Regions from separate parts of the Homo sapiens genome. Here regions 2 and 3 are each linked to region 1. Evidence: chromatin contacts called from ENCODE Hi-C data. All regions are on one chromosome and are shown on one strand. Each heading gives the region's core, a stretch centred on a gene start or an enhancer-like site at or near the end of the contact. The rest is flanking DNA. Distances are from core to core; before and after follow the strand shown. Region 1 has its middle 39 kb from the start of ARHGEF4. Region 2 holds the start of SMPD4 (sphingomyelin phosphodiesterase 4). Region 3 holds the start of LINC02572 (long intergenic non-protein coding RNA 2572).

What was found. Hi-C counts contacts between places; a loop is a spot of excess contacts on that map. Pooled maps may share reads with other maps.
Region 2: a map of CD8-positive, alpha-beta T cell shows a loop between it and region 1 (5-fold over the local background). The contact joins the promoter of SMPD4 here to the enhancer-like site in region 1. A Hi-C loop is called at or near these places in 5 of 168 maps with a recorded cell type or tissue (CD4-positive, alpha-beta T cell, CD4-positive, alpha-beta memory T cell, CD8-positive, alpha-beta T cell and 1 more) and 11 of 50 pooled maps.
Region 3: a map of CD8-positive, alpha-beta T cell shows a loop between it and region 1 (15-fold over the local background). The contact joins the promoter of LINC02572 here to the enhancer-like site in region 1. A Hi-C loop is called at or near these places in 2 of 168 maps with a recorded cell type or tissue (CD8-positive, alpha-beta T cell and naive thymus-derived CD4-positive, alpha-beta T cell) and 10 of 50 pooled maps.

The regions. Positions count from the first base shown.
Region 1 is chr2:130,796,361-130,799,762 of GRCh38, reverse strand. No RefSeq gene overlaps it. Among named protein-coding and RNA genes, the nearest start is that of ARHGEF4, 39 kb to the left of the region's middle. RefSeq lists silencers at 1,509-1,758, 2,069-2,218. Within about 2 kb of position 2,127, at least 36 of the 41 ENCODE cell types and tissues checked have a DNase peak (open chromatin) inside an H3K27ac peak, as active enhancers do; they include CD8-positive, alpha-beta T cell, where a contact is called at or near this core.
Region 2 is chr2:130,180,147-130,183,201 of GRCh38, reverse strand. SMPD4 (sphingomyelin phosphodiesterase 4) reads left to right here and starts at 1,600. Exons shown (of 20, transcript NM_017951.5): 1 at 1,600-1,672. MZT2B (mitotic spindle organizing protein 2B) reads right to left here and starts at 940. Exons shown (of 3, transcript NM_025029.5): 1 at 750-940; 2 at 427-575. The coding sequence starts at 919. RefSeq lists silencers at 685-1,194, 1,705-1,844 and an enhancer at 1,892-2,688.
Region 3 is chr2:129,876,235-129,879,231 of GRCh38, reverse strand. LINC02572 (long intergenic non-protein coding RNA 2572) reads left to right here and starts at 1,741. Exons shown (of 6, transcript NR_149127.1): 1 at 1,741-1,784. It overlaps LOC105373616 (a long non-coding RNA gene), which reads right to left and starts at 1,353. Exons shown (of 3, transcript XR_923328.3): 1 at 566-1,353. RefSeq lists enhancers at 369-924, 925-1,481, 1,502-1,796.

The sequences.
Region 1 (3,402 bases), core at 878-3,377:
GGCTAGTTTTGCTGTGGATGGGAAGACAACTCCCGTGGGCAAAGAGAATTCATCAGAATTTAGGAGCTCAATGTCTCCCAGTTTCATCAGGATATTCCCATACACCCCCATCCCAATTTACAGGTTGTCATCCTCTCCCAATCAATACCCTCACTTTAATAGTAGACATCCTGGGAGGCTGGGAGTTCAGCTTTTGCTGTAATTCAGCCAGTCACATGGTGAGGACTTGTGTTTGATTTTCAGCAGTTTCAACCCTGTGGCTACAGAGGGTCATCCCTCATGGTGGCCCTGACAGGGCGTGGGGGAGAGAGGCTAGGGCATCTGTGGTCTTCTTTTGGGAGATATGGGGCTCACCCTCTGCACTTTGCCTAAGCTGCATCCCACACTTTCTGGGCAACCTCCTATGTCTCAACTCCTGGCCCTGCTGTGCCCCCAGAAGGCTCCTCTTGACAGGCCACCCTCTTAGGCAGGGTCCTTTTGGGATGACTCACACCTGATACCTTGAGGACCAGCATCACTTGCAACCTTGTCTGTCCACACGGTGCACCTGAAGCGTCTCCACTGCCAGCCCTCTTCCCAGCTTTTCCAGCAACGGATGTCCATAGCCTGCCCTCCTACCCAGGAGTGGTGTCCATCTCTGTCTCAGGGATGCTACTGGTCTGTTTGCTCACAGCAGGGATGGGCCTGCGAGTGCCGGCGCTGAGCAGGCAGCCTGCAGCCCTGAGCCGGCTCCCACTTCAGGGCCATAGAGGGCGGGGAAGGGGGCAGGGCCTGGCAGAGGCTGGAGATGCTTGGATGGGGGCCAACAGCAGGGGGATGGGGGAAGGCAGCGCCTAGCAGCTATCCTTGAAATGAGTGTTTTCGCAGCCAAAGCTCAGGTGTAGGCCCACTCCCCCATGCCACGGCCTTTTGAACATGTGGAACCAGGACTCGGAACGTCCTGTTTTAAAGTGGGAGGTGGGCTGTCACTGGCAGGCGAGAGCTGCCGCCGCGCCTCTGCGAGGCTCCCCATTCCTGCGACCCTATCACATGTGGAAGGTGGGTGGGAGGGTGGTGGCGCGGTTGATCTGATCTCTGTCCCAAATAAGGCTCTTGAGGAGGACGCAGGGCACTTCCAGGGCGAGGGTGCCGCTGGGCTCTGACAAGCCCTTTGGGGACTCGTGGAGTCGTGGGAATGCCAGCTGACTCAGCGAGGGCGGCCTTGGCCACAGCAAGGTACCCTTCCCTACTTTCTGTCTTTCGTGGTGAGGCGATTTTAAAAACGCAGTCTGAGCAGCCCTTGCCATTGTCCTGCTGTGTACCCAGCACTTAGTGTGTCAGCTGGTCCGTGTGGACGGCCCAGTCCCTCCAGTGGCATCCCTACCGGTGACCCCTCCTGCCTGCACCATCGTTCCAAGTCTCAGGGCCGGCGCACAGGCGGGGCGCGGGGCTCTTGGCGCCCCTGCGCTCGGAACGGCTGCTTCCGGGCTGGGTGGCTGCTGTCGCCCAACACGCGGCCTCCGCAGAACAGTGGGCTGAGGTCGGTCCAGGACGGCGGTCCCAGCCCTAGGACCGGCGTACAGTAGAGGGCCCGGCAAAGGCCTCGGCCCAGCGGGGAAGTCGCGCCCTCCTGCGGCGCTGACGGGGACAGCAGGGCTCTCGGGCCGTCCTCTGGCTGTGCCCCGCCCCGGGGGACGCTGGGCGGACTGCGGGGCGTGCCCGGGGGCGCTGCAGTGTGTGCGGACTCGCAGTGGGTGCTCACTGTCGGCCAGAGCCAAGGCGTTCGGCCGCCTCGGCCTGAGGAATGAAGGCGCCTTGTGTCGCTTTAGCAGGCAGCAGTGACCCGTGGCGCGTCCCCGGGGACCCGACTGCGGGGCCAGTGGTGCGAAGCCAGTCCTGTGCCCGGGCCTGGTCCTCCCAGCCTCTAGGAAAGCGGATCTCGCTCTCGGTGAGATGAAACGGCCCAGGAGAGAGGCCCCGTCCCTGGCAGGCGGGTGTCCGCGGCAGCGCGAGCCATTCGCGCGGTCAGCCGGGGCGTCTTCCGGATGCGAGGCCCGCGGAGCTCGTGGGAGGTGCTGGCGCCCTGTGTGGCCCGCCCTGCGCTCCCGGCTGCGGGTTCCGAGACTGAGCCGCCGGGAGCCTCCGGAGAGACAGCTCCGCGCGCCCCCTGCTGGCAGGAGGGAGTCGCTCTATGCTGGGCCGGAGAGCAGGGTCCTCCACGCGGCAGGGGGACTGCGCTAAGAAGTCAGGCCCCGCCCCGTGGCTGGGTTTCAGGGCCACAGGCAGCAAGAGACCCACTTCTATCCACCCTGCCCGGCTTATGTAGCACGAAGAGGGCTCTGAAGAAGCAGCCTCTTACTGACATTCTACACACCCTTATGAAAAGCCCCCAAAGAGGCCCCGCGCGGTGGCTCAAGCCCGTAATCCAAGCACTTTGGGAGGCTGAGGCAGGCAGATCACCTGAGGTCAGGAGTTCGAGACCAGCCTGGCCAACATGGTGAAACCCCGTCTCTACTAAAAATACGAAAATTTGCTGGGTGTGGTGGCGTGCGCCTGTAATCCCAGCTACTCCGGAGGCTGAGACAGGAGAATCGCGTGAACTCGGGAGGCGGAGGTTGCAGTGAGCCGAGATCGAGCCACTGCACTCCAGCCTGGGCGACAAGAGCAAAACTCTGTCTGGAAAAAGGAAAAAGAAAGAAAAAGCCCCCAGAGTCGGGTCTAGCCAGGGTCCCCAGCAGACAGTTAATCAATGAAAATGGGCCAAGTGCAGTGGCTCACGCCTGTAATCCCAGCACTTTGGGAGGCCGAGACGGGAGGGTCACGAGGTCAGGAAATCGAGACCATCCTGGCTAACATGGTGAAACCCCGTTTCTACTAAAAAATACAAAAAAATTAGCCGGGCGTGGTGGCGGGCGCCTGTAGTCCCAGCTACTCGGAAGGCTGAGGCAGGAGAATGGCGTGAACCCGGGAGGCGGAGCTTACAGTGAGCCAAGATAGTGCCATTGCACTCCAGCCTGGGTGACAGAGCGAGACTCCGTCTCAAAAAAAAAAAAAAAAAAAAAAAAAGAAAGAAAAAAAGAAAAGAAAGAAAGAAAACGCATGGCTCTCAGGGCCCTGGAGGCTGGAAGGGTCTATTTCCCATGCATGACTCCCTTGTAAGAGGATACAGGGCCCTGCAGAGCTCAGGAATGCAGAGTGGGAGGGGGACAGAGGCAAGCACACCTGCAGAGGTGACAGAGGAGAAGGCTGTGGAAGGCCGAGGGCTTTGAGTGGTCTGGCAGCCACAGTCAGCAGGAAGTGGCCTGGGGCTTTGCACCCTGCAGCCTGGCTCTCCCCACGCTCTGGGGTGGGACTGCAATGGTGTTGAGTCACTGCATACAGCCTCTGTCATATATTCTTCTGGTGCTTTTGTTAAGTGTGAGA
Region 2 (3,055 bases), core at 351-2,850, 620 kb after region 1:
ATTTAGAGACAGGATCTCACCCTGTCACCCAGAGTGGTCTAAAACTCATGGCCTCAAACGATCCTCCCGCCCTGGGGTCCCAAAGATTATAGGCGTGAGCCAGGGCGCCCAGCCCCAAACTGTCTTGATTCCCGACGTTGTAGGATGAAGGCCTGAGTGAAGAGGTGGAGGGGAGCTAAGCGGAGGAGCCCTACCCAGCCTGGACCACCCTGGGGTACGCACTCTGCGTCCACCTGACCTGGACGTGCCTCCTAAGGCTGGCAGCGAAGCCCAGGAGCAGAGCCCACGGATGGGCCCTGCAGGTGCTGGGCCTAGACCGACAGACAGGCCTGGCCACTCAGGGCCACGCCGCCGCTGTGCCGCGCCTGCCCCCTCCCCGCCCGCCACCCCCGCCACTGGGGCAGGGACAGCGGGCCCAGCTCTGACCTCGGGTCTCGGGCACGCTCGACGTGGGCAGAGACACGGCCGCAGGGTCCTGGGGCTCGCTCGCTAGCCTCTGCCCGGCACACATGGACTTGAGCATCTGGAAGACGGCGAGGGGGGCCACGTTCAGCTTCAGCAGGTCCACCAGGATCCTGGCGGGGACAGACGCGGGGCCGGTGAGCCCTCTCCGCCCGGCGCGGCCACCTCCCTGAAGACCCGACAAGGACGGGGGCGGGGGCTCCTCCCGACCAGCGGGCCGGGCGTACCCGGAAAGCAGAGGTCGGGGGGTGTCTGGCTAGCATGCGGCCCCCACCCGCCCCGCTCACTTGAACACGTCGGGGTCGATAGCGCCGCCCGCCGCCTGCGCCAGCTCGTACAGCTCCATCTCCTCGGTGCTCAGCACCTTCTTCCGCCGCAGCGCCAGCTTCTGCCGGGCCGCCTCCAGCCCCGGGGGCGCCGCCGACCCCGGCCCAGGCCCTACGCCCTGCGCCGCCATCCCCGCGGCCCGCGGAAAGGTGCGCTCCGCCCCGCCGCGCCCCCTAGCGGCTGCGCCCACCACCCTCTCCCTGCAGCGTCAACGTCTGGCCTCCCGGGCTGCCCTGGCGGGAGGGGCGGGAGCGCGGGGACGGGGCCGCCTCCGCGGCGTCATTGAAGCCCAACAGTTATTGGGCGCTCACGGTGTGCTGAGCGGCGCTCTAGGAGCCGGGAGTGGCATGGCGGACCGCAGGGGTCCGCTGCTTGGCGATCTGGGCCTCCCTGATAGACTGCATTGGTCGTGCTCGCTTAGGTGGCAGCACCCAGCCCAGTGCCAGGCATACATTGGGCGCTCGGTAAATGCCTCTTTCAAGAAAGCGTGCAATTTTCTGGTCCGCACCGGTGCACCACTAGGGGTCGCTTTTCGGGGCGGGCGGGGGGAAGGGGGGGGCACTAATCAACAATACTGCTTACGCGCACGCGGATTCCTTGCTGGGGAGAAAGTACCTTGGGGCGCCGGAGGCCGCCACAACGCAGGCGCATTCAGCTAAGGACCACTCCCTCCCCCGCACTCCTGCCTCGCCATTTCTCTTCCCCGCCCGGCCGGCCTTCGCTTTGCGCACGCGCCTTTTGAGGTAACGGCCCAAAGAGGTGGAAGCGCTTTTCCCGCCCGGCCGCGGGGCGTGGCTCTGCGCGCAGCTTGATGACGACTTTCGGCGCCGTGGCGGAATGGCGGCTTCCATCTCTGAGGCGAGCGACGCTATGGATCCCACAGGTGAGTGGCGCGGGATGCGCGCCTGAGACGGTCCGGCGCCCTGGGGGCTTCCCCGAGCCCCTGCGGAGGCCATCTCCGTTCCTCCGCGAGCCCCAGGACTCGGGCCGGCCAGCCGGCTCTGCCCAGGCAGGGCAGGCTGGGGAGTGGAGGGCCCCGGTTGAGTCTTCTGCCACCCCTCTGGGCCATGCCTTTGTGCCACCTTCCCGCGCGGCTCGTACACTCTGTCCCGGTCCGGTAGGTGTTCGCTGAAGGTTAACCTTCGTTGAAGGAATTGAGGGAAGGAGAGCTTTGTGTTGAAGTTGAGCCTTGGGCTCAACAGGCGGTGTGGGTGTAAGAGCCGGGTGTGGGTCCCAGCTCGACCCTTCCCCTGTGTGCTCCACATCTCCGAGCCTTGGTTTTGGAGGCTCCCGAAGCCCAATTGGCAGGAGAGTTGGGAACAAGTGGGCGCGTGCTGTTAAGGGAGGTCTTGGCATGACAGAATTTGCTTGGAATGATTAGCGTTGCCCAAGGGCTGTCGCTGTCAGAAAAACAAAACAAAACAAAAAACAAACGGGGTCCGAAGCAGCTCCTGGAGAAAATAGGTGTTGGAGAGTCGCCATGAAGTGGACTCTAGGTGCATGGCACGCAGAGACCTGTGACGGGGGAGGGTGGCCATGGCAGAGTCAGATAACAGGGGTGTGGGAGACACCTCTTGGGAATTCTCGGGTTTGAATTTCCTTTCTTGGAAATTTCCTAGAAATTCCTCTGGGCCTCATTCTTTCAGTCGCTGCCCATGAAAGCTTCTTCTGAGCAGAGATGCTCTCCCCTTCATCGTCTCTAGAGCTCCGCACTTACCGAACAGTCCACAGTTTAATGCTGCTTTGATCATTTTGTAGTAGTGCAGCGTTTTCTTGACCAAGTGCCTTAGGACTGAGGCGTTTTTCTTTAACACTGCAGTTGATAGCTAGGTTAAGAATTGAGGCCGGGAGCGGTGACTCACGCCTGTAATCCCAGCACTTTGGGAGGCCCAGGCGGGTGGATCACGAGGTCAGGAGTTCAAGACCAGCCTGGCCAAGATGGTGAAACCTCGTCTCTAGTAAAAAATACAAAAATTAGCCGGGCGTGGTAGCGGGCGCCTGTAATCCCAGCCACTTGGGAGGCTGAGTAAGAGAATTGCTTGCACCCGCGAGGCGGAGGTTGCAGTGAGCTGAGATCGCGCCACTGCACTCCAGCCTGTGCGACAGAGCCCAGAGCGAGACTCCGTCTGAAAAAAGAAAAAGAGAAAGCTGGCCGGGCGCAGTGGCTCACGCTTGTAATCCTAGCACTTTGGGAGGCTGAGGCGGGCGGATCACGAGGTCAGGAGATCGAGACCATCCTGGCTAACACGTGAAACCCTGTCTACTA
Region 3 (2,997 bases), core at 492-2,991, 920 kb after region 1:
TATTGGAGTTGTTGCTTAAATTAATTTTTAAATAGTGCCTCACCACCTAGGGAAAACTAAATCACCTTCTCAATGAAGAGACGCAAGGTAATTTGGAGTCATTAAACAGGCCATTAGGAAGTGTCTCTTGCCTATCGGTTAAAAACCACACACACACACACACACACACACACACAGACACACACACAAATTTCCAATTTAGGATGGTTCGACGTATGATGTTTTGACTTCTTACTGGTGTGATAGTGATACACACTCAATATAAACTCTACTTTGAGTACCCACACAACCATTCTCTTTTTCACTCTCAGTACAGTATTCAATAAATGACATGAGATATTCAACACTTAACTATAAAGTAGGATTTTGCCTAACTCTGAGCACGTTAAAAGCAGGCTACACTAAGCTATGATGTTTGGTAGGTCAAGTGTATTAAATGCATCTTTGACTATGGTATTTTCAACTTACGATGGGTTTACTGGGATGTAACCCCCATGGTAAGTCAAGGAGTATCTGTATATACACCCACAAAACTACGGAGAAACAAGGTATTTCCCAAGCCTACCTTAAAGATAAGCAACGCTATCCCGTTTCCGGGAGCCCAGGGGTCCTGCGCTGAGCAGCGGCCTTCCTTGGGCGTTCCAGCTCTTCTGGGCAGCGCCGGGCGCTCTCACACAAATGCTGCCTCCTTCAGCGCGGGTCTTACAAAGTTGTGCTGTTCTGCATGTTGTTATTTCTAGCTTGTGTTGCACATTTCAGTATTTCCCAAACAGAACATACTGACCATCACTTAATGTTTTCTACATGATTCTAATCATTGTCCATATCCATTCAACAACTTTCAGCGTTCAGGGAAGGCATTAGTGCCCGCTTCTGGGGCTGGACGACGGGGCTATCTGAGAAGAACCGGAGGCCGGGGCTACCTCGGGAGCCTCGCGGCGGGAACGGGTCCCAAGGCCTGCGGCGACAGTACCGGGAGGTAGCCCAGGCCATACACACTAGAGCCTGGCGGAGCTGCTGGCCAGGATGCCAGGGCAGCAGGTGCACGCAGGGCCCTAGCAGAGCTCCTCCAAGAGGGGGTCTTCAGAAATAACCCCTGCGAAGGAGTGGGAGGTGCTCCGGCTGCAGCCCCCCCGGGAATAACCCAATACGTCTATTGACAAAGAAGCCGGCCTACTTTGCTTAAATCCAGAATTTATCAAGCATACATGGTCACAGACCACCCCCTCCTGCTGCTCTGGTATGACATCATTACTTTTTTGAGAACTGTTGTGTTCATCATGCAGAATGCCTTCAGCCAGCCTAACCGCCAGCTTCCTCCGGGATGGGTTTTCCTCACTCTGCAGCCCAGCATGTGGGAAAGACCCTGCGCCTGCTGTGCCCGCCCCCGCGCCCGCCCCCCGACACGCGCGCCCGCCCCCCCACACGCGCGCCCGCCCCCGACACGCGCGCCCGCCCCCCCACACGCGCGCCCGCCCCACCTGGCCCTGTTCCCGCCCCCTCCCCTCCCTGCTTCGCCCTGTCCCCGCCCCCTCCCCAGGCTGTTCTGTCCACCCCTGCTCCTTCCGCTCCCGGCCCGGCCCCGCCCCCGCCCCTCTCCCCGGAAGAATGGGGGCCTCTGCTCACACCAGATTGGTCGGACGGCATCACGTGACCTCATCTCTTGGACTCGCTTGCTATTCCCGAAAAGGGGGAAAGGATTTGGGGGGGACAATCGCGGAGCCTCTCGCTGGCTTTAGGGAGAGAGGGCTGGGGTAGAGGAGAGCCCCAGGGAGCAGGCAGAGGTGGGTTGGCTAGGGCCTTGTGTGACTTGGGCTGAGAAACTTCACTTATTCCCTGGCGCTGGCAGTTGTCAAACTGGGTCTTGTAGATGCTAAGTCTCCATAGAGGTATCGTAGGTATGTTGCAAATGCTTGATTTGAATTGCTTTTTTAAAACAAACGTGTCTTAAATAATTTTTAAAGCTTAAATGATTTTAAAAGACTGCTCAAATGTGCCGTGTCTCATTTATGGTTGTTTATTCACGTGCGAGAGGAGCTGGCTCTGCTATCAACAAAAGGGCTGCTGGTTCCCTCTGGCAGTGATTTTGAAACTTTTTAAGCAGCAAAACCCCCTTCCAAACCGAGAATTCTGCGGTGCTTCAGTCATTAAGACTGATAGAAGCTATATTTATTGGGATAGAGTGATTTTATAATCTTTATTATACAATTGATAACCTAGGGAAAGAAAGATTGAGCTGCAAAGAGGGAAGGCAGAGGAGAAGGGAGATATCACCAGGCTGTAGGTGGGAAAGGGAGTGGAATGGTGGCTTAGACAGGTGCAGGCGGTGTGAAGGACTCACAGGAAGAGAGTCTTGCCTTTCCAGCTCCCAGCTGTTTTTTGCTGATGGATTGGATGTGGGGCCACAGGGTGGCAAGAGAGAAAACCAGGATGACTCCTGAGATTTTGGCTTGAGCAACTGGGCCGATTCTGGTGCCAGTTGTTGAGGTGGAGTGTGGGAAACTGAACATGCCCTCGTGTGTGTGGGGACACTTTTGGGCGGTTACAGGAGGTAGTGGTAACGAATGATAATAGCAGAACATCAGGGTAAGCCTGATAAAGAATTATAAAAATCAGGCCATCAGGGTAAACTCAACGTAACTACTGATGCAAATTGAATAGCTTCTGGCTGTTTACTAAAAACGGAATGAGGGATAGTAACTGTAGCTTTAATTCCATAACAATAGAGCTAAAAATCTACCATAGCTGTGTAGACACTTGCTGACTACCTGAATGCATTCAGGTTTTTTCTAAATAATAGAATTATCTAATCATTCTCTATTTTTTGAATTGGCATGTTCCTTTGGGTGTTGGTTTCCTTTCTGCCCCCACAAGTTTGGTGACAAGGATGGGACACCTTGAGTGAGCCTTTCCACTGGGCAAATTGGAGGATGTGTAGCCATCTTCGGTCAGACAAGAGGCCTTGTTTGCTGAAGTCTTTCTTAAACACATTGACTC